Regions from separate parts of the Mus musculus genome. Here region 1 is linked to region 2. The links are chromatin loops, found by intact Hi-C in ENCODE. Cell type or tissue: left cerebral cortex. All regions are shown on one strand. Each heading gives the region's core, and the rest is flanking DNA. Links, peaks and the distances in the headings are about the cores only. Region 1 has its middle 59 kb from the start of Gm40303. Region 2 overlaps Smim20 (small integral membrane protein 20).

What was found. A loop is a pair of places that touch in the nucleus more often than their neighbours do. Peaks named below come from ENCODE experiments on the same cell type or tissue, not always from the same donor. Only the 100,000 strongest peaks of a DNase experiment are listed, where the experiment ranks them.
Region 1: it touches region 2 in a loop (2.3-fold over the local background); 4 of 42 quality-filtered maps call a loop at or near these places.

Annotation. Positions count from the first base shown.
Region 1 is chr5:53,320,759-53,332,214 of GRCm38, reverse strand. No RefSeq gene overlaps it. Among named protein-coding and RNA genes, the nearest start is that of Gm40303, 59 kb to the right of the region's middle. In left cerebral cortex, for the core only: CTCF peaks have their summits at 5,953 (motif pointing left) and 9,536 (motif pointing right); a DNase peak (open chromatin) is centred at 5,959.
Region 2 is chr5:53,270,855-53,282,310 of GRCm38, reverse strand. It overlaps Smim20 (small integral membrane protein 20), which reads right to left. Exons shown (of 3, transcript NM_001145433.1): 2 at 5,112-5,168; 3 at 3,771-4,414. The coding sequence ends at 4,377. Among named protein-coding and RNA genes, the nearest start is that of Gm40303, 9.5 kb to the right of the region's middle. In left cerebral cortex, for the core only: CTCF peaks have their summits at 7,300 (motif pointing left) and 8,648; DNase peaks (open chromatin) are centred at 6,638, 7,315, 8,072, 8,663 and 2 more places; H3K27ac peaks cover 320 bases.

The sequences.
Region 1 (11,456 bases), core at 1,986-9,985, 50 kb before region 2:
CCCCCCCCCGTTTCCTTTCAAGTTCCAATCTGTCATGTGCTACTCCATTATGATAATGCGGAAATAGCCTGTGTTTTAGTGTCACATGGCTTAAAGATCTTAAATGACTTTATTTTCGGTTCACCTCATAAAGTAAGTGTTCCAAGAGGAGATTTTGAAGACAGGAGGACATCAGTAGAATGGATAGAGGTCTAACCCTGAGGACCAGGCAGCCTCAGGTGGGAGTGGCTCTGAAAGGCACTTATAATGACAGTTTCCCCATATGGGAAGCCAACTGGAAGACCTGAGCTACAGTGTTCTCTCCTTCCCTCCATGTCTTCATGTTCTCCTGACCACCTTCCCTGGGCCTACCCCCCACCCCCCATTCTTGTCCCCTCCTTTCCTCCAGTGTGAGATGTGGGTGACCATCCCCAGTAGTTCTGTCCTGCTGAACTATGTATGACACATGCTTAACTCCATCTAGCATGGGTGTCTTCCTGGACCTCGTCTCTGCCTCCCTCCTTCCCAGCTGAGGCTACGGGGATGCTGTTGGGAAGCTACAGAGGCGTATTGAAGTCTGGGACTCAGAGAGCCAAGGGCGTTGGTGAGACAGCAAAATTGCTCCTGTTAGGCAATGAAAAGATTGGGCTTTGTATATGATACTCTCTGGAAAATGTGTGTCCTTGGGCAAGATGACTCTGCAGCTGAGACAGAGACTCTGGTGTTCTGGTTATTGGAGGTAAAATATGGAAAGTGACCCCAGCAACTGAGGCAATAGTCCTTCATTGAAGGGAACAATACACATGAGGCTCACCATCTCTCAATCTGTTTCCTACAGCCAAATACATCTAAGGTCAAGGTCCTCCTGAGGACTGAGACCATAATTCTCAGCTCTCTGAGGACAGGGGACCCTGTGTTAGTCACAGTGTATCTTCTAGCCTTGATAAAACACTGCCTCACCCACCTCAGAGGCAGAGGAACTCAAGCCTTTCTTTCTGAGATGTGTGCTATGTGGAAGCTAAAACTTGAGCTTTGGTGACAACAGGGTTCAGTGTGACTGCCTGATGCTGTCACCTACATCCTCCTCACTGCAGATATAGTGAGCTGAGGTAACCACAAGCCAAGATGAGGGAAAGAATAACGGAACTGTGGAGAGGTTAGGGAATAAACTAAGGCTGGTGGTTACCAACCTTCAAGCTTCTCCTCAAGGGAGAATAAATCTCTTACTTAAAACACTGTGAGTGGTGCCCTCCTGATATATATATGACCTTCCTCTACGAACCTTGAATAATGTTAACTTTGATAAAGGGTCTTTGCAGATGTAATTAAGCCAAGGATCTTGAGATGAGATCATCGGGATGTAGGGAGGACCCTAAATCTAAGAACAAGTGTCCTAAAGAGAGAAGAGAAACAGAAAAGCACAGGGGAAATGAGGTGTGAGAAAGAGAGTGGAAATTGGAGTGGTGTATCCACAAGCCAGAGAATGCCAAGGTGGTAGTCAGCCATCCGATGCCAATGGGGGCCCAGAGGGGAACTTCCTCCGAGCTCCCAGAAGGAACCAGCCCTGCCAATGCCTCAATTCCACAGTTCTGCCCTCTGAAAGAACCAACAAATAAATGTGTGCTGTTGTAGGTCACCACGGTGACGGTACCAGAACGCTGGTACACATTACACATCAGATTCATTTCTTATATCAAACTCACTACCGAATTGCCACGCGTACCAGTACCCAGTGTAAAGTAGGCATTCAAATAAATCTTAAACAAGTCAATGAATTTACATGTGAGTGCTCAACATAAGGCTTAATTCTGTCTGTTTCCTCAGTGGGATAGTAGGGAAGGCTGTAGAAGGCTCCCTGGACTAAACACCATTGTTTCCTCTGTATGGAGGTAATGGCACAGGCAAAGGTACAGTCAGGAGAGCTGGAGGCAGGCTGAAGGTAGGCAACTGGGGCCTACACACAGAAGATGGAGCAAAGTGTGTGTGGGAATCCCAGGTGAAGCTGGAAAGGCAAGCTGAGTCCAGTTCTGAAGACACGATGCCATCCTAGCATGGCACTTGGCCTCGACCCTGTAGGTAACGGGCTGCCACGGAGGTCTTTTAACCCAGGTACAATGTGCTCAAAATCATGCTGAGGGGAAAACGGATCTGTTCTCATTAGCATTGACTCCAGACCTGCTGAGACAACAAGGCATAGACAAATGGTCCACATTCATCTTTGCAAATACATAGCAATTGTCCAAATGAGCCCACTCTATACTGGCTGAGCTTCTGATTACAAAGTGCCATCATTCACAGGGACACAATGGGGTTGGGGATAATCAGTAGAATTGAGAAGCTGTGTTCTCCCACCAAGACCACAGCTCTCCGTGAGTGCCTCTCCCACCAGCTAGCTGTGCCCATTGGCAATAATACCTGGCATCTCCTGGAAAGTGCCAAGATCTGCAATCACTTGACACACTCTTGGCTCTGACCCTCTGGGGTCATGCTGTGGCCATTTGAGCATCTGTAACAGATCTTCTTATTCACATTTCATACCCACAGTCAACACACACTCCTGGCCATGGTGAAAAGCAAATTTCCGCTCCACACTTTTTGGGGTGGGATAGCAGGAGGAGGGAGCACAGGCCTGGGTCCAATCTTGTCCCAGACATTGGGATGTTTTCAATTCCTCTGCACCTTGATTTTCTAAGTTGATGAAAACATCTAGCTCACAGGGCAGTGTGCAGATCCGAATAGCAGCGACTCAGAGGGGTGGACTCTCTGCTCTGGAACTTCTGTGTAGAGCCAACCAACCTTTATTTACAAGAAGCTAAAGACAAGTTCAGGGCATGGAGAGATGTTCAGGGGTTAACATGTTTGTTTGCTTCCCAGGCACAGGACAAGAGTCTGAATCCCAGCATTTGGGTAACAAGCTAAGCATGGTCCTGTGCACACTGGTAACCCCAAGGAAGGATTTCTGTGCCTTGCTGGCTGCCAGTCTAGCTCCAGGTTCAGTGAGAGACTTTCTCTGAAATAAGAAATAAGGCAGAGACTGATAGTAGGTACCTGACACCCTCCCCCTGACCGTGGAGCATATACATGTGTGGTGTGCATAACACACACACACACACACACACACACACACACACACACACACACACACACACACACAGAGTCAATCACAGTAAACTGAAGACACTGAAAACCTCCTAAATGTCAGTCCACTTCACACACTGTCACACAAATCCAACACATGCCTGCCACTCAGCCATCCCAAACAACAGTGAGTTTGAGTATTAGGGTTACCATTGCTATAATGAAACACAACAACCAAAATCAAGTTAGAAAGGAAAGGGTTTGTCTGGTGTCCATTTCCCCTCGTAGCTTGTCACTGAAGGCAGGGACTCAAATAGGGCAGGAACCTGTGTGCAGTTAGAAAACAGACTAGACGGGTTGGAGAGATACCTCAGGGGTTAAGAACACTGACTGCTTCTTCCGAAAGTCCTGAGTTCAAATCCCAGCAACCACATGGTGGATCACAACCATCTGTACAGCTACAGTGTATTTATGTATAATAATAAATAAATCTTTGGGACAGAGGGAGCAGGGACTGAGTGAGTGGGGTTGACTGGAGCAAGCAGAGATCCTAAAATTCAATTCCCAACAACCATTTGAAGGCTCATAACCATCTGTATAGCTACAGTGTACTCATATACATAAAATAAATAACTAAATCTTAAAAAAAAAGAAAACAAACTAGACCCACACACAAGACAGCCTGGACAGATTTAAAGAACACAGTCCAGAGTTCTGGCTACCTTGGACTAGACATCACTCCAAGCTCTTGACAAAGATGACCTTATTGATCCCTCACAAATCCTTGAGGTACTCATTATTAATCCAAATGTACAGAGAAAGAGATGCAAAGAAGCCCAGTTGCCTGCCCATGTTACACAGCTGGTTCACATTCTTCACCTCAACATTATAATAAGTGCATGTGTGTATACACATGCGAGTGCACACACACACACACACACACACAGATAAACAACCACACATCCAAATTTCTTGATAACAGCAAGATCTTTAACATACCACTAGTCTCCCTGTCTGCTGTGGGTTCATTCCGTCCATCCCTGCTTTTCCTCTGCTTATCTCTATATCCCAGGGAACTCCACTCAAGGTCTTCTTACCTCTGGCTTCTGGGTGGGTTTAGGCAATGGGATAGTATGGTAGAAGACCGAAGGGTAGGAGAAAATGAACAACAGGATGCTCCCCCAGTCTCTGTGCCTCTCCCAAGCTATCAAATCCTGCCATGACTTTAGATCATGTGGGCAGTTTTCACTTTACACCAGCCATAAACCTCACCTCGGCAGTTCTCAACGTTATGATCGATTCATAACGGTAGCAAAATAAAGTTATGAAGTAGCAATAAAAATAACTTTATGGTTAGGGGTCACTACAACATGAAGAACTGTATTAAAGAGGCACAGCAATAGGAAGGTTGAGAAGCACTACCTTGCCTGGTCATCTTAAGGCACCAGTGTTTCTATCGTCCCCCTGCCTTAGGGACAACTGTGGTTTCCTATGCTTGATGTTTTTGGGTGCTTTCACCTCCTTCCGTTTAGCTTCTCAGCTCACCCTCCTGTGTATAACAAACTCCCTCTATTAAAATGCCCTGTATTTGAAAGACCTGCAGTGGCCAGCTGTGGTGGTACACACAACCTTAGGAGGTAGAAGCAGGTGGATCTGTGAGTTCAAGATCATGTGCAGGACACCCAAATCTACATATAGAGACCCTGTCAAGGGAAGGAAGGAAGAGAGAGAGAGAGAGAGAGAGAGAGAGAGAGAGAGAGAGAGAGAGAGAGAAGAAAGAAAGAGAGAGAAAGAAAGAAAGAAAAAAGAAAGAGAGAGAGAAAGAGAGAGAGAGAGAGAGAAAGAAAGAAAGAAAGAAAGAAAGAAAGAAAGAAAGAAAGAAAGAAAAAGAAAGGAAGGAAGGAAGAAAGAAGAAAGAAGAGAGAGGGAGAGGTAGAGAAAGAGAAAGAAAGGAAGCGAGCAAGAGGAAGGGAGGGAGGGAGGGAGGGAGGGAGGGAGGGAGAAAAACCTACAGTCGTTTCTAGTTTTCTTCCTAGATCCTTACTAAATAAACAACATATGTATAAATTATAAATACAGACAATATTCCTGCTGATGGTAGGAGAATTATCTGAAATCAAAGCCTAGGCTTTCCTCACTCATACACAAACTGACCTGTTAGTCTCTCCCTTGCCAATCAATAGTGTAGACACAATACATTCTTATTCAAACACACACACAACTTACTTTTATCATTTCCCTCCCATAATTCAAGGCATTTTAAAAGAGTGTGTGAGCAGCTGTAGTCCTGAGATGGATCAGGAATGATTGATAACAGCACAGCGTCATCTGAACTTAAGGTTTCCTAGGGGCGATTCTTTATGTCCCTTTGTGTATAGAGACACTGCTCAGATCTGGGAGAAGATGCCTGGCTTCTGACACAGCATTCACTGCGCACAGGGGTGGGGTGGGCAGTGCTCTGCTGAGCTTCCGTACAGACTTTCCCATCCTGTGCCTATAGACCCCATGCCTAGGGCCCCTTGGTTGCTCTGAGTCTCCCAGCTATTAGGAAGGAAAAAGAACCATATCTTTACCCAAGCTGAAAAATCACATTTCTACAGTGCTCTTGGCTGCTGAGATCTTTCCGTGCTAGGACCACCCCTTCCTCACAAGAAGCAACTGGGAAACAACAGTACAAAACAGCTCACCACTGTTTTAAAGGCATTAACCTTTGACCAGTCTACGTGTTGTCATTAAGTCGTGAACACACCACAAGCCCCTTTTCGCACTCCCCCAATCATGCTTCCTATGGGAAGCAATTCTGGCTCTTCTTAGATGGAATCTCCAGGGCCATCTAAGAACCTGGGGAAAGAGGCTGCAGCTCTGCCAGGGAAGGCAGCTAGCGCCATCTACTGCTCACATGGAGAATTGACTCCGACAGCATCCTCCGTGCAGGGATTTCCGGCCACTGCTCTGGGCTCTCCCTAAACTCCATCTGCTTTTTCAGAAACGTCACAGCTTGCCAATTTGCAAATATTGGGAAATCACTTCTCCTCGCATTCTTCAAGGAGTAAATCTCCTGAGCCCATTGCCAGCAGAACTCACACAAGCTGCCAGGCAATTACCTAACCCCCAAGGGGCTCTACAAATTGAACACTCCAGCTATTTAAAATCCACCACCCGCACACACCGAATTTTAGGAAATTCAGCGTGCAAATTTCATCCTCAGAATTTCTCAGGGCTACCTGAGTCTTTCCTAAGGGTTGAAAAATCTCTCTCATGAACTGTGAGACATCTGCTTCCCAGGGTCTCCACCATCACTGCAGCTAAATAACAATTTCAAAACCAGTTGTTGGTTGGCATTTAAAATTTAGAGCCATGCTTTCTTTTCTCCTCGTAATAGAGAAGAGGCTGGGTGTTTTTGTCTTCAGTAAGCCCTAATTTCTTCATCAGGATCCTGGCCATGAATGACTTAAGCTGCTCCACCCCTGTGTTTGTTAAGCCACCCCACAATCAGACCCAATCTGGAAACAAAACAAAGCCATGTAGAGCTGCACCCAATAAAGAGGATCTTGGCTTCTTCATAATCAGCTAATGGTATCATTGACCCTGAGGGACTAACACCGTGAGACGTAAACCCAAGTCCTGAATAAAATTGCAGAATGCAGGAACTTTCTGCCGGAGACGTTGCTGTTGTTGTGCTGAATGAGCCAGGGAACAAAGACAAGAGGCCAGTGCCTTGAAGAGATAGGGGAGAGAATTCACAAATATCAAAAGAGCTGATCCTGACTCTCCACTTCCAGAGAGAGAGAGAGAGAGAGAGAGAGAGAGAGAGAGAGAGAGAGAGAGAGAGGGTGCTTGCGCTTTTGGGAGACATTATTGCTATTTTGACCACCACTAATTTGTCAGGAATATCTTTTCCTGAAGACAAGTGATTTCACTCACCCTTCAATTAAGGATGTAGGAAGACAGTGAGGGCCAAAGAAGGCTTGGGGGAAGCGTAGAAGAAAGGGAGGAGGTAAGGGGAAGGGGAGGGGACGAGGAGGGAGGGAAGCCATCCTTCTCCCCTCTCCCAGTCTTAGGAACATGCTGCTGTAGCTAGACAGAATTGCCTTTTTGTCTTTTAGCTAAGTTGGGTTTTGACAGGGCCCTTTTGCTCTCCTGTCAGCTTCTCAATTCAGGCAATTTCACGGCTTCTTTTCTGGTGCTGAGACGTGTTTGTAGGAGCACGGTTGTTAGATGGAGCCTTGAGCACAAGAGCCAAATTGCTAAGCTGCCTCACCTTGACTGCAGCCCAGACCCTTACTAGAGGTTCTGTTGGTGACCTGCAGGCAATTCAGGCATAACAGAGTGATCAGGGATGCCGAAAGGCAACTGTGTGTCCCAGTTAATTATTCAGTGCAATGATGGCTTACAGCTCTCCGTACACTCACGTTCAACGAATTGGAATTTTTTTTAAAATGGACTTCATTCATTCATTTAATAAACCTTTCTCGAGAGCGGTACTAAAGTTCTGATGACCATAGCTAGCTCATGAGATGGAATTGTGCTAAAGGGTAAGAAGAGAAGCTAGGTATGCGGAGTGACAAGGTCAAAGCCTAAGTCAGGTGCTTGGCTTTTCTCAGAAGAACAGGAAGGGAGGGCCTGCCATGAAGACCAGAGGCTGGGAGGTGAGGCCAGAAGGGAGGCCTGGGATGGGAGACGAGGCTTGTGAGGCTCCTGGGCTACTAAGGGGACTGCAGTGTCAGTAAAATCCTTCGTGGAGTTTAAAGACCACATCATTTCAAGAATCCTTGGGACTTTAAAATGTCATAGTCACAAAAATAAAGCTGCTCTCTCAGCATGGTACCCCATCATCAGCTTTGACTCTGGGCTGACCCCCTTTCTATGTGGTTCCCAGCTCCATACATATCAGCCACTGCTATCCTTTGTGCCAACATCTGTCTGTCTGCCTGGTGAATCCCTAGCCAGCCCTGAAGAGCCAGGGAGCTGTCACTCCACTTACCAAGTGTCCCTTGACTTTTCAAGATTGAATTATTTCCTCTGCCCCAGAGCATCTTGGACCCCGTCCCCACAGAGGGTCCCTGATGTCTCCCTGGGGTCTTCCCTGCCCTTCCTGATTAAAGGTTTTAAGGGAAAATGTGTCATAGAGCAGGTGTGCTTAGCTTTTCCTGGAAAACCAAGCAATACATTAAGAAAGTCGGGGGGTGGGGGGCGGTGATCCATCAGTTCTCTGTCAGTTATCCATGAAGAGGGCTAGAGTTTAGGCTGTGCAGGCTCCCTCAACTACAGCCTAAGTGACCCTGGGGAAGGAGCTGCCCCAGGGTCTTTCTTGGTATGTAAACAGAGAAGTCACAATGCTACCCTTGACTCTCTGAGCTGTTGAGAAGGTTAAAGAAGGCTGTACAAAAAGGTACTTGAAATGGGGGGTAGATTCATCCCTAATGAGTGCTATTAGTATTAAGAAGGGTTGTGTTGTTTGGGACAGGACCTAGAAGTGGGCAAACCTACAAGGGAGTGGGAATCTCAAAGAGGTTGGACTCACATCCTCTCCATCAGCATTGCCTGGATATGTTCTAGCTTCATCGCAGTTCCTGAAAAACTTATGTCAATGGTGCGAGGAAGCCATTGTCTCACAAAATCCCTTGTAAGGACACCACGGGGTAGAGGATCAATTACACTATCCCCAAACTCTCCCCCACTTCCCTAGAACCATTTGCTAACCCCATCTGCTGTCAAAGGAGCCTGTTAAGGGGGCCTCGTGGGACTGGACTTGGAGACAGGATGTCTAGGCTGGAACTCCTGTTCTGCCATCTGTCAAGTTAAGTGACCTTGGCCAAGAGGTGTCGCCTAAGTCTTGATTGCTGCACTAGAGAATCATGAATGGCTACAGCCCTACCTCTGTGGGTGTGGGTGTGTGCAGGCAGGAGCTCTGTGCTCAGGCTATAGTATCCGGCTAGTTCTGCTCAGCGCTGTTTCTATTGTTAGCTATATATCGGGATAAGTTACCGATCTTTCTGTCCCCCTGTTTCCTTTTCTGAAAACCAGGAAATAGTAGCTCCTGGCCTCTTGTAAGCAGAGGTTCATCAACCTCAAGTTCCTGTGAACACCCTTCAGCCACTTGAGACATTATTACTTCACAGCATTTGGAGATGGGGCCTTCTAAGAGGTCAGGCCAAACAAGGCCACCTGGGTGGGCCCCACCCTCGGCCTGTCTGCTGGGCTTGTGAGGAGACGTTAGGACATGACACACAGATAGAAGACCCTGGGAAGTCGCAAGGAAAGATGCCGTCTACAGGCCAGGGAGAGACGGCGATAGAAGTGCATCCTGCCAAGACCTTACGTTTTCACTTTGAGCACTGTGAGAAAATCGGTTTCCATTGTTTAAGCACCTGTCTGTAGCCCTTTGCGATGGATTGAAACACTACGGACAGAAGTGCTGAGCAGAACCGTCAGAAACACCAGTCTGCTCTGCTCATTCCTAGAGGGGGCCTGTGTCCCACAGGGGTCTGTAGAGGGCGCTGCACTGGATTGGGCTTGCTCCTCGGTTCTGTACAGACATCACCATGCAATCTTTTTCTTTTCTTTCCTTTTTTTTCCTTCTCTTTGAAAAAGGCATTTTTGAAGCCAGATGTGGCGTTCCACATCTGTAATTCCAGAACCAGAGAGATGGGGGGGGGGGGGCGGTGGCAGGAAAATGAGTTCAAAGCCATCCTTGCTACCTGGCAAATTTAAGATCAACCTGGGCTCTATGAGACCCTGCCTCAAAACAACAACAACAACAACATCAACAGCAAACCTTTTCCCCATACTCTCCCCAATAGACTTCCTCTTCCCAAAATCACAACACACACCACAGCAATGGTCACTGACTATCCTCAATTCATTTCTGGTTCATCCCTCATTTCCGGTCCCTGATGTTTTAGGGACCAGCAGCTACGTTCTTAGGCAGTAGTCTCCATGTTCTATGGATCAAGGAGGAGATGCATACGTTGCCATGGAGCTATCTAAGAGTCTCAGCCTACTCCCGCATCTCTTGACTCCCAACAACGGTGTCTCTACTGTGCCAGGAACCGCGGACTTCTCAGAGGTCACCTGGTTGATGAAATAGAAGTAGGTGAATGTCGGGTTCCCAGACCTGACTGAGCCATTTACCAGGTAAATAAGCCTTGATTTTCTAAAAATGCAGGATCATGGGTTCCGTGCTCTGGGGCTATCCTGGGGACCAGAGAGAGTAAAGTTCTGTGCCCAGCCTGGGCACATTGCTGGACTCTTCTGAGCCACAGAGCTCGCTAATGAAATAAAGATCCCCTTCACAAGCCCCAGTGAGGACTAGAGAGATGGCATAGAAAATGTCAGCGTGGGGTCCAGGTCTTAAGAAAACACAGTGGGGGCTACTATTATTTAGGCACTTCACAATTCCTGTGAGATATCAAAACACAGTTTCCAAGGAGCTGAAAGACACGGCTTTTACAACGTATAAAGTGGATGCATGTCAATGTGTTATTGATCTCATTGAAAATAACAGGGAAACTAGGTTGAAGGCGAAGCTTATTTAAATAATATTTTAGATGTTTATGCAAAAAAAAAAAAAAGAAAGGAAGGAAGGAAAGAAATGTTAAAATTAGCTTGCTGGCGTAGGCACAAAACTGGTTCTCAGTGTATCATACGTGACAGCAACACAACCCTAGGCTTTCCCTGCTAGCAAGGGAATCCGGCCATTGGCATTTATGCAGGATGGAAAGCTGTGTGCTAACACAGCATACTCAGTATCTGGCTTTCTTCTGCAAGGAGTGGGGAAACTCTCCTAAAGACATTGAAAGAACATTCAGAAAGCATGTGTAGGACCACCCCTGAGGACCCCTGTAAGGATGAACAGCTGTAATTCATCCATTCGGAAGGACCGCAAGTCACTCAGTCCTAGGCTCGTTTGCTTCCAAGAGTTGGAAGATTTCCTTTAATAGAAGTAATCCAAGAGAAACTTGCTGATCCCCTCACTGTGACCTGCGGAACACAGGATTGGTCCCTACCCTCTAGGCTCTCACTCTCTGGGATCTTTAGAGGCAGGGGAAGAGAAGGGAGAGTGACTAAAGAAGTAAATGATAGCTTTTACCCTGCACCATAGACCACTTTGTATTGCTTTAGCGTAAAGCCTGAGGCTTGTAACTTAAAAGGTAAAAAGGCTTATTTGCCTCCTCCTCACGGTGGCTGGAGGCTCTGCACAACTTAGCAAGGGTATCTCAGCAAAGATTCCTTGGTATCTTCAAAACCTGGCAGAGATGGAACCCCCAATGTCTAATTGTCACCGTCTCCTAGATCTCACCTCTCAAAGCATTTGCATGTCAACACCCTGGGGACCAAGCTTCGAGCACAGGAGGAGCCTTTTGGAGACATATAATATCCATACCATAGTACTATGC
Region 2 (11,456 bases), core at 2,421-10,420:
TCATGTCTGTTGATCATTCTGGGTAGGAAAGAACAGCCCAACAACACTGCTAACCACGATCTATGATTAGGGCTGCTCTAGAGAGAGCAGCCTGGCTTTGTTTTGAAGTCTTCAGGAAACTTCCTGCTTAAGTTTCTTCATGCCTCCTACTAAATCAAATGAAAAAAAAAAATCTGCCTGGCATTTAAAGGTGGGCACCCCATGTCCTTACTACCACTCCATTCTTCCAGGTAACCATCTCTCAGTATCGATGGAGTGCCCACTGTGCATCGAGCTGACAGGTGGGAGAATGCAGTGGTGCACCAGACTCGTAAAGCCCATAATGTAATGATCCCCAAACACTGCTGTATCTAAAACAAGGCCACCATTGTCGTCCAGAGCTCCGTCCACACCATAGCTCCATCCCTTGCCACAAGTCAGAATTCTAGGTACTTCTCAAGACTAGTTTTTTAGCACTGTAAAAAAGTATAAGGTTTTTTAAAAAGGTATTTTTAATATATTAATCTGTATGATTTTACTTCATCTCTATTAACTATAAATGAGTTTTCAGTTGAATACATATCATGTATGCCATGCCTCATCTTGAATGAAGGCTCTAACATACAGTCTAAGACCAAAACTAAAGTGAGAAGAAAATGGCGTGAGAAGGGGATGAGGTCACCATAGTGACCATGGACATGCCGCACATTCACAGGCACTTCTTTTAAAGTTTTATTTCTGTGTGAGCACATATCACATGGGTGTTCACCACATTCATGACTGGTGCTCTCAGAGGGCATGAGATACCCTGGACTGGATTTAGAGGGTCGTGAGTGTGTGGTGCTGGGAATCAAACTATTGGTTCCCTTAACCTGAGCCCTCTCCCCAGTATCCATAGGCAGTTCTTGAAGAGCAGAGCCCCAGTGTCTGAGCTTCTTATCAGCCAAAGGGAATGGTCCTGTTACACACTTCAGTGTTCCCAGGCTGAAATTTGCAACTGCTCAGCGGTATTGCTATTTCTGGCTGTGGGCTTACAAATGTACCCACAGGAGGTACCGTTGGGCATTTGAATGGCTGGATGGAGCTTTCTTTATCCCAGTAACAGCAAGTATGCTTTCAGTTCCTCCCCTCCTGTTACAACCTCTTCCAACACAGCAAAACAGGTCCAGGACAACTAACCAGCCAGGGCAACAGATGAGATTCCACTACACAGTCCTCGAAAGGTTTGACTGAGGAGCAAGAACTCAAAACCTCCCTTGAAAACATTTCTGCTTCCATGCCCTCGTGCGAATGCAGAGATAATAATAAAAGAGACCCAAGGCAGAGAAACGTGAGAATGCAAAGGTCTTCTGTTGGGACAGATATTCACAAGTACTTATATGTGGTGCATGTATACGAAAGATATGTGGGTACATGTCAGTATGGATGGAAGCCATTCGGGGGCCAGCTGCCCTGCTCTCTCCTTGCCACCGAATGTCTGAGACAGGGTCTCTCGTTGAACCTGGAGCTTGACCGGCAGTCAGCGATCCTCGGTGGTTTTTCTGTCTCTTCCCCTCAGTGCTGGGGTTTCAGGTGCTTGTGGCCATGTCAGCTTTTTATGTGGTTGCTGGGGATTTGAACTCAGGTCTTCGTGCTTACATAAAGTGATCTTACCCACTAAACTGTTTTCCCAGAAACTACTTTATGTTTTAAAAAATAAAATTTTCTCATACAACATTCTATTAATCTACATAATCATAATTGACACTTTTAAAGTAATATAATTCTTGTTTTTTTAAGAATGTAGTAATACAGTGCATTTTTCTATAGGTATAATTTGCATGAACACAATGTGGAGCTTTAAAAAAATGTGTCATGTTTGTGCGTGCATGCAGAGGGCAAAGCGGGATCTTGGGTAACCCCACCGCTGCTCTCCTGCTTACAGCCTTGAGACAGTGTGTTTTAAAAAGTGTAAAGCTATCCAGAGATCAAAAGGTTTAAGATGTAATGGTCTGATTTTCCCCTAAAGGGGAAGTCTCTATCCCAGAAAGGTGACAGACAGTAGAAGTGTTGTCGTTCAAAGCACTTGGGAAATGATTACCCTCCCCAGGAAATCACCAAATTAGAACCCGATGTATCTAGTCAATAGCAGACCTGTTTCCTAAATGCACCTAAGCTGCCTCTTATAAGGAAAGTGCTTCAATCACTGTCCTTGGGAGAGGGGGGCACACTAGGACTCCTGGATTGTGAGGCCCTCTGTCTATCCTCACTAGGGCACCTCTCGCCACTCATGGGGCAGGCATGGGCAGCCCTCTGCAGGCTTGTCTGAGACACAGAACACTCCTGCTACAAGCGTCAAGGTGACTGAGGATAGGAAGCCCTTGTATCATTGCAAAAAGGTAGACTGAAGACAAGGGGAGGTAGGTCCCAGGACAAAGATCTGACTCAGGAGAGTCTGCTGCCACAGTCCTTCAGCCCAGAAGATGTACATGCCTCAGTCATCAGGCTCCATGGAGCATTTGCACGATTTGACTTTAAATTACATAACTTCTTGGTGCCCCCTCCAAGGAAAACAGTAGGCAAATGCACAACTAATTAGTCAGCTCCCTCTATTGGGTTGTTAACTGAACGTCAATTCTATATTAGGCAATGTCTCCCCAAAATGATGACTTTGGTTTTAGAACTATCAATCTCATTCCCGTTTGCCAGTCATTACATAATTGAGCCAGCAGTGTGTTAAGAGAATGCCAAGTTGACAATTATGAAATTCTGCCACCAAGCACCTCGTGAAAACACAGGCTGCAGAAACACAAGGCTTTCTGCTGAGAACAGTACCAAGTCGTGTAGCCTCCTGAGGCAAAAGTAGGCAGGGTACCAGAAGTGAGAAGTGAGAAGTGAGAGGGATCAAAGGAAAAGGGGAGTCGTAGGGAGGAGGGGAAGGCAGAAGACAGACACAGAAGGAACCAAAGACAAGGAAGCAAGGGAGGGAGAAAGTAAGCCCAGCAAGAGGAAACTGGGTCTTAGCATCACTGCCGCGACTCCTGGCGGGGAACCCGGTGGGCGACGGGCACTCCAGTAACAGCTGTGTTGGCTATTCTTGGTTGTCAACTTGATTTTATCCGGAAATAACTAAAACCCAAGTGCTTGGGTACACCTGTGAGGGATTTTTCTTAACTGAACCACGTGAACTGGGAGTCCCACCTTTAATCGGGATCTTTTGAGGTGGTAAGATCCACCTTTTGTCTGGGCCACACCTTTTGGTGGAGGCCTATACGAAAAACATGCAAGGAAGTGTGTGCTCTCTGCCTGCTTGCCGTTGCTCTCACGGGGATTACAGACGACTTTTTCGGGATTCTGGTAGATACTAAAGTCCAGCCTTTTGGACTGAACAACTATTGGATTCTTGGACTTTCCATTGATAAGACAGGCATGGTTGGATTAGGTGAACCACAGCCTGTAAGTCACTGATGTAAATCATATTCATCTCATCAGTTCTGTTTCTCTGGAGAACCTAATGCCACAGCTGCCACAAGAAGTGTGCCGCTCACCTTGTCTACAAATAGCTATTACTACACGGATATCTACTCAAATAGAATCTAGACAATAGCACTACTTCTACTTCTTCACATCAGAATTCAATTTACAAAAAAATTCTACTGGGCAGTGACAGGTGGATCTCTGGGAGTTCAAGGCTTGACTGGTCTGACAGACCCTGTCTCAAAAAACAAAATCCAAAGCCAACAAACACCACCCATCCAAATAAAACAAACATATACACACACAAAATATAAAAACAGTACACACCAGCAAACTAAGAGAAACCATTTTAATACCTGCAGCCTCACGCAGGAGTCTACTGTGTGTGGTATAGTCTAGTGTGACTCGCTCCCTATTCACTTCCACACACAGTGACTTTCAATGAGATGGTTAAGCTGAGCAGTGTATATTCTTAAACAGTGCCAAGGATCCTGTCTTCAAACAGTTTTATCAACTGAAACATCCTCCAAGAGCCCTGCGAGGCAGCTTGGCAAGGCCATTTGCACTGAAATCGCTTATTCAGAAGGTGTCAGAGCAGCCACGGACCTTGAGCCCACAGGTTGCTTGTGTTCACATCACAGCTTGGAAGTGATAAAGACTGCAGGAGCAGCAGATCTTCCACAAACAGCCTTGCAGGCTGGCTCTGCTCCTGCAAAGTCAATGGAGCCGCAAGGCACTTCCTAATGGTGGCATCTGTTCAGGTTCTCCAGGGAGTTAAGGGAAGCACTGTCTTTGCACACAGTCTCTATCACAAGGGGTCTGGCTAGCAGCATGAGAGTTCCCTCTCCATGCCATGCTGCCACAGTGAGGCATCTATTGTCCCCACTGCGGAGTGCACAGGATAAAGACGTCCACTTTCCTCATCAGACTTGCTGACAGCCTCATTTCCTGCCAAATGGATCAGACCACACTTTCAACCCTATGGAAAGAAACACAAATACCCTATCAGGATTCATTGCTAAATGACTGAACACACCCCCTTGATCCCAAACAAACAAGATGATGTGGAAATTGAGCCATGCAATTTCCATGTGGCTGAGACATTGAAATGGGTGAGTGCAGCCACTGGAACCCTGCAACGAGGCAGCCATGGCAGCTATGAGGTATCCTTTTAAAGGCTTAGGAACTCTTCCCTGCTAGGAAGAAATGGATCTAGCCTAGGACCACCAGACTGCAGGAGTTTGGTTAATAAGCTAGAAAATCTCTCGTACTCAGCCAACTTGTATCATTTTAAAGGAACATCCCACACGTCCCTGAAGGGAGCTTTGAGAACTTCTCTAGGAAACTGAACCTTAGTGCTCACCCTCACACACGGTCTGCCAGTGAGGGAGGTATTTACAGGGGTGCTCAGTATGGGAGTCTGCAAAGCAGATGATCTGTTGCATACTTGATTCCATTTTATGTCCACTTACCAAGGACAAACGAGGGGCCCAGGAAGCTTGTAAAAAGTACTAGGCACTGAAATATTAGCATGAAGTCTTAGATAGCCCTGACAAGAGAGGAACTATCATAAAATAATGAACAGTATCAGGTTCCAGGGAGAAGAACCACCCACTCCACAGCAAAGTACTCATCCACGTGCCCCGGAAGGGATTGTCTGAGCGTTTTCAGTTTACCTGGCGGTTGCACATCTTCCTGGACAATACCAGCTCGATTTACAGCCTGCTCCTTCTCTGAGAAACACAACAGAACAAATAATTACTCTTTAGAAAGGAGATGTGGGCATTTTGCTTCTATTTATATGGGCTAATTACAAGCATATTTAGGAGTGTGATTCAATTCAGGGACGTCATTACTTAAAGCTTTTAGGTTATAGAAGCTAGATCCTAGATGTAAAAAGAGCCACACTTCAAACAAAAAGATCCCAACCAACATCTTTTTCCTGTGATCTCAGCATTTTGGAAAGGACACAACACAACAGAAAGAACTGTTTCAAAGAGCTGGTGGGTGTGACATTACAAGAGGAGAGCTGCCGCAAAGAAGGGACAGGCACAATTATCAGAAAAACGGTGGCTAAAAACACTCCACTCAAGGACTGGACTCCAAGCTAAATATGCTATGTTTTTGATAGGAAATAGAGCAGAAAATTAATCTTTGGGTGGGTGGCTTTGGTTTGGATAATTGAAGCTTCCCTAATTGATTGCAGGTGCTGTGCCAATTAGTGAGCTTGCTGTAGCTGCAGCAGCTAAGCCTGGCACTTTGGAGATGCACAACAGGCAGAGGCCAAGAGAAATCAAGCATTTTATGAGTGTGGGCTTCGAGTTCTCCGTCACATCTTTCTAAGTGGTTTGGAAGAAACCCGAAGCCTGTGACAACAAAGAATTATTATCTTAAGTGTCTTGACAAATGATGGCTTTGTAGAAGGAAGACTTGGCGCCAAGTTTGTTGACTCCTAAGTTGCAGTGATTAAATGCAGTAATCAGACCTTTGTTTTAATAGATCGACTGGTTCTTTATAGCCACTCTCAGCTCTTATTTGCTATTAGGCCAGTCTGTCTGTCTACTTTCACAGGCTTGCTGCGAGTACAAGAAACGGTTCCACCAACTCTGATAGTTACCAAATTAGCTTGAAACTGGCGTCGGAACAGAAAGTCAATCCTAAATGACTTACCTGGTAGTGTTATCAATACTAACTTTATTGGGTGATGGGGACTGTGGGAATCTTGATGTCTAATTCTAAGACAGGCACAGTGGGCCACCTATTCCCAGTGGCCTAGTGGGTTCTCACTGCCTCTTTCTAACTAGCAGGTAAATGGCACACAGATGTTCCGGACCTGCAGAAGCCAACAGACCGTCTCCAAGTCAAGGGAACAATGACACCTAACAGCACAGGTGTTCTCATTCTGGAAGACATCACATTCTGCAGACCTGAGCCCTACGATTGTCGACAGGGAAGTCTCAAAGTATAGATGTCTCAAATTTGCGCTTGGTGCCCAGCCAGCAAAACATCACACTGGCATGAGTCTTGCCAGGAACAAAAATAGATTTTTCCAGACCTAAGATATCGCTAATATTGTGAAAGCAGAAAGAGGTAAAGTTTGAAAAATAATTGTTATGAGGCATTCTAGATGCACAGACAAAAGAAACTTGTACCAAACCCGTTCTCTAAGAAGCAGGTACCACTGCAGAGCCCAAGATTCTGGCAGGCTGCCAGGAATCCCTGGGAGGAAGCTGCTAGCTGGGTGGCAGGGACAGAATGCCTAATTGTGCTCCAACCTCTCATCATGCAGTGGAGAACCCTGTGAGGGAGGAATCCCTGTCTTGCCACCTTCTTGCTAATTGCTAACGAGGCTGGACAGGCTGGAGATTTGTTCTAAGTAGGCTATAATCTCTTCATAATCTGGGTCCTGATACAGCCACCTCAGTGGCTTGGCCTGGACAGGCAAGCTAAACTAGTTCCTGAAGAGTGGTAATCGGTATTAGCTCCTATCTAAATCCACCCGGTTCTCTGATCCATTAATGTTTTAATAAATACTCTGAGGCCAGGGAAGTCTTATGGAAATTCAGAAGACCACACAAAGACACTTCATTTGAGAATGCCTGCTAATGGGAACCTGCTAATGGGAAAACAGAAACCAGTCTCTCAGGATTTAGCACGCTCTTCTTGATGAAGCTGACAGGTTTCTATTTCATTGTCACTGGAGGAACAGCAAATATCTATGACCCAGGAGGAGGGTTTAGCTACGTGAACAAATAAGCTAATTACTGACTTCAGTTGTAAGCAAGTTTCCATGTAAAACGCCTAAAATCCAACTGTGGGGCCAGAGTTAGAAAATTCCCCACTCCAGTATCCCGGCAAGCTCAACTCTGCCCCCTGGTGCTAAGGCTCAGATCTGATTTGTAGTTTTAATAGAGGATAGTTCTCTCTAGTCAAAGGGCCATGGAACGTTATTAAAGCTGTTTATACATGCTGGTAGGCTGACTTGCAATGGGAGATAAACCAGTTGTGCAACTAGGTGCTGTATTTAACCCTGACCATCACACAAATGCAGACTCCCAAGTGCTTTTCCGAGGACACTCTAATGAAGCGCCAGCAGGAAAGCCTGCAGAGAAAAGCCAGGCCTCATCGACTTCCCCATCTCCTTCCACACTCAGCAGTCGAAGAGACGGCAAGTCACAACCTGGCGTAATTGGGACAAATGGTAGCCTTTGGATATGGTCTCTGTACCAGGCAGCTGTGCTGTATCAATAGTAAATTTGTTGAATTCTGAAGTACACTGTGATTAGGCAAAACAATGTCCTTATTCTTAGCAAAACCCGGCCCAAGTACTTAGGAATAAAGGCTCATAATGTCTTCAACCCACTTTCAAATGGCTCACCCAATAATGGTGATGACTGCAGTCTAGCGAGTATGGGAGGAAAGCAAACGCAGTGGTTGTTAGCCACCAGCAAATCCAGGTGAAGGGCACAGGGGTCTGTGCTTCTATCCTTGGATCTTTTCTGTCACTTGAGCTTTCTCTTAATTAAAAAAAAAAAAAAGTGCAACTGCAAAAGAGCCAGCTAAGAAAGTCCTATAACACATGACCATTCCAGGATGGCTGCTTCAAGCATCTCCCTGTTTAAAAATAGCTGGTCAGGCTTAAGTACTTCCCTGGCAGTCCCATTTGGTGCTGCTGACTAGGCTCTGCAGTCCGTTTACAGGAGACTCCTGAACCCAAAATGCGCGGGAGCAGCCGGGAACCACAAACACCAAGTGGGAAACAGTGACCAAGGATACAAATTGGTCATAAATCCAAGAGGACACAGGGACAGAATGGTGACTGAAACTCAGACTGAGGAGAACACACAGCTGTAGCAGCAGGTGTGAAACAGTTGGCAGGGGGTGGGGGCACTGGACATGGAACAGCAGGTAGGAAGCAGCTGGCAGGGGGTGGGGGGCACTGGACATGGAACAGCAGGTAGGAAGCAGCTGACAGGGGGTGGGGGGCACTGGACATGGAACAGCAGGTAGGAAGCAGCTGACAGGGGGTGGGGGGCACTGGACATGGAACAGCAGGTGAGAAGCAGCTGACAGGGGACAGAGCAGCAGTGTGAAACAGTTGGCTGAGACCAAAGGTACCATCTCAGAGTAGGCAGTGAGGGAACTGTCGGTGTGGGCCACACCACTGCTGCAGCTCACCCAAGCTGGAACTAGTGGCCATTTCAGTCACTGTCTTTGCACCGTAAACACGCCTGCATACTCATCCAAACCTGGCTGGATCCAGAGAGCTGTGAGATACCAGTTAGGAAACAGGACTCCAGCCTGTCTCTGCACTCTGCTCGATTACACGGTGAATGGTGTGAAGAGCATATTCTAAGCACCTGGCATGTAATAGGGAAAATGCCCTTACACGAAAGGCATTCTGCACATCAAGTGATTTCTGGTAATCTTGTTCTATCAGATAGATATACAACACAGTTTCAATTGGGGGCAGCAAGGGACAGGCGAGAAGCGAGAGAATCAGGTCTCCTCCAGTTACCCAAGGAACCAGTTACCCGCTGTCCTGCAACCTCAGTCTCTTACAGGCACCCTGACAGGGCATTAAGTGGACAAGGTCGGGGAGTCAGGGTCTAGTGTCCACCCAGCAATAAACATGCAGTGACACTGGACAAGGCAGCCAAATGTCAGGAATGAATGAGCTCTGGGATTTCTGGTAAAACAACAACAACAAACCTGATGATTTTGTAGTTCTCTGTATCAGACTAAACCTAGGAAAGATCAAGATAAAAACAAAAGCAAGCAAACAAACAAAAACCCCTGCTCTTACTCTATCCTACTTCCTACTAAAGAGCCAGACTCCAATTGCTTGTAGGATGTAAAGGCTTCAAGGTATGGTCCACTAAGTTCTCAGACGAACCCTACCTGCAACAGGAAGAAAGGGGAAAAGCAACTCCTGGGCTCCCCCCAGAAGCACAACAGAACTGTACCCAAGCTGCTGGTTTCAGACCATCGGGCCCCAAGGCTAACTGCTACCTCCCCAAGAGTTAAAACAGGATGTGAGCTATCATGGATGGATTGACCTTGTACTCACTCCACTGAACAACTGTAACTCAAGTCAGTGAGAGAGCTAAAGAGCATGCTGAATGTCAAAAGGAAGTGCACCGAGACACACTTGTCACAGTGGCCTGCTGCGTAGCTATCACTAGACTGTCTTTTGCCCAGTTGGACAGTGGGGGCTTCCTTCTCATTCCTGCTGCCTACTGGAGATTATCCTACTGAAGCAGAAATCATGGGACCTGCTCAGCCCTATACTCTCTGCCCAGCCCTAACTCGCCACACGCAGGCTGGCCTGAAGGACCTGACACTTTAACTCTACATGGCTTGGGTCCCTAAGAACCGTAGTCCACTCTCTGGAACAATCAAATCTGAACGAATAACAAATGTACACCATATCCAGAGATCCATCCCATAATTAGCCTCCAAACGATGACACCATTGGATATACTAGCAAGCGTTGGCTGAAAGGACCCTGATATAGCTGTCTCTTGTGAGACTAGGCCGGGGCCTAGCAAACACAGAAGTGGATGCTCACAGTCAGCTATTGGAATGAGCACAGGGCCCCCAATGGAGGAGCTAGAGAAAGTACCCAAGGAGCTAAAGGGATCTGCAACCCTATAGGTGGAACAACATTATGAACTAACCAGTACCCCGGAGCTCTTGACTCTAGCTGCATATGTATCAAAAGATGGCCTAGTCGGCCATCAGTGGAAAGAGAGGCCCATTGGACACACAAACTTTATATGCCCCAGTACAGGGGAATGCCAGGGCCAAAAAATGGGAATGGGTGGGGAGGGAAGTGGGGGGGGGGGGGAGGGTATGGGGGACTTTTGGGATAGCATTCTAAATGTAATTGAGGAAAATACGTAATAATAAAAAATATTTTAAAAAATGTACATGGGGCAGTCAGAGGCAAGGAGTTAAGAAGCAACTGAGAGGCAGAAGCAAACCAACAGCTCAGGTGGAAGGACAGTCACAGATGGACTGTCCACCTCGGGACAGATGAGGACCACCTCTCCCTGGGCTACTGAATCACTAGTTATATTAATACAAAGTCCTTCTCCTAAGCATTCCATCTGATTTTATTCCCCCTAACTGAAAGTGGCTGGATCCTCCCTGACATCCTGCGGTTCTTCCCTTCTACCATGCAGCATCCAGGAATCAAACTGGGGTGATCAGGCCTGGCAGCAAGTGGCTGATGAGCCGTCTTGTCAGCCTCCTCAGAGGCAGGAAAAGCTAAAGAACCCTGGGCAGTTAGTAGATAACACTTGGGCAGCGCCCTTCACTTACAGAGGGTTTGCCATCCTGTGTCAGACAACAGAAGCTGTGGCCTACTCTGCTCATGACTCGACATGCCAGGGTCACATGTTCCTGCATCCACATCTGCCCTTTCTCTAGCGCTGGGGAAACCGGTGCCTTTACTCTGCCCAAGGCCGCATTTGCCTGGGCTCAGGAGCCCACGTTACCTCCTCTCTCCAGCACCTCAGTCTCCTGGACTCTCCTGGTGTTCCCATGGCTCCCAGCCTAAACTAAAAGCAAGATTCTATTCTTCCTAGTCCCTCAGCCTGCTTCAAGGGTGGCCATGCTCCTACCAACAGACATGTACATTTAACAGACTGCTCACTTGCTCTTTAATCTGGTGCAATCTTCTTGCTCACTTTCAAACCACTGACAGCATTAACCAGGTTTATTTTTGTCATCGCCTTTGCAAGTCTAACGGATACTTTCATTTATCTCTACAATTCCCCAACAACCTAACTGGAGGCCACACCCCTTCCACGAAGAGCTGTCTTCTCGATGCTCTTAACTTTAAGCCTCTCTGTGTCCACTCCCTCTGAGGCTCCTTTGAGGGCCTTTCCTCGCCGACCACTTCTCAGCCCTTCACATGCTGGTGCTCTTCTAAGCACTCACTATGTCTTCCTATCTTGGATCACTGGCAGAAGCCCCAATGCACACTGCACGCACCTGCTCCAGCTCCAGACTGC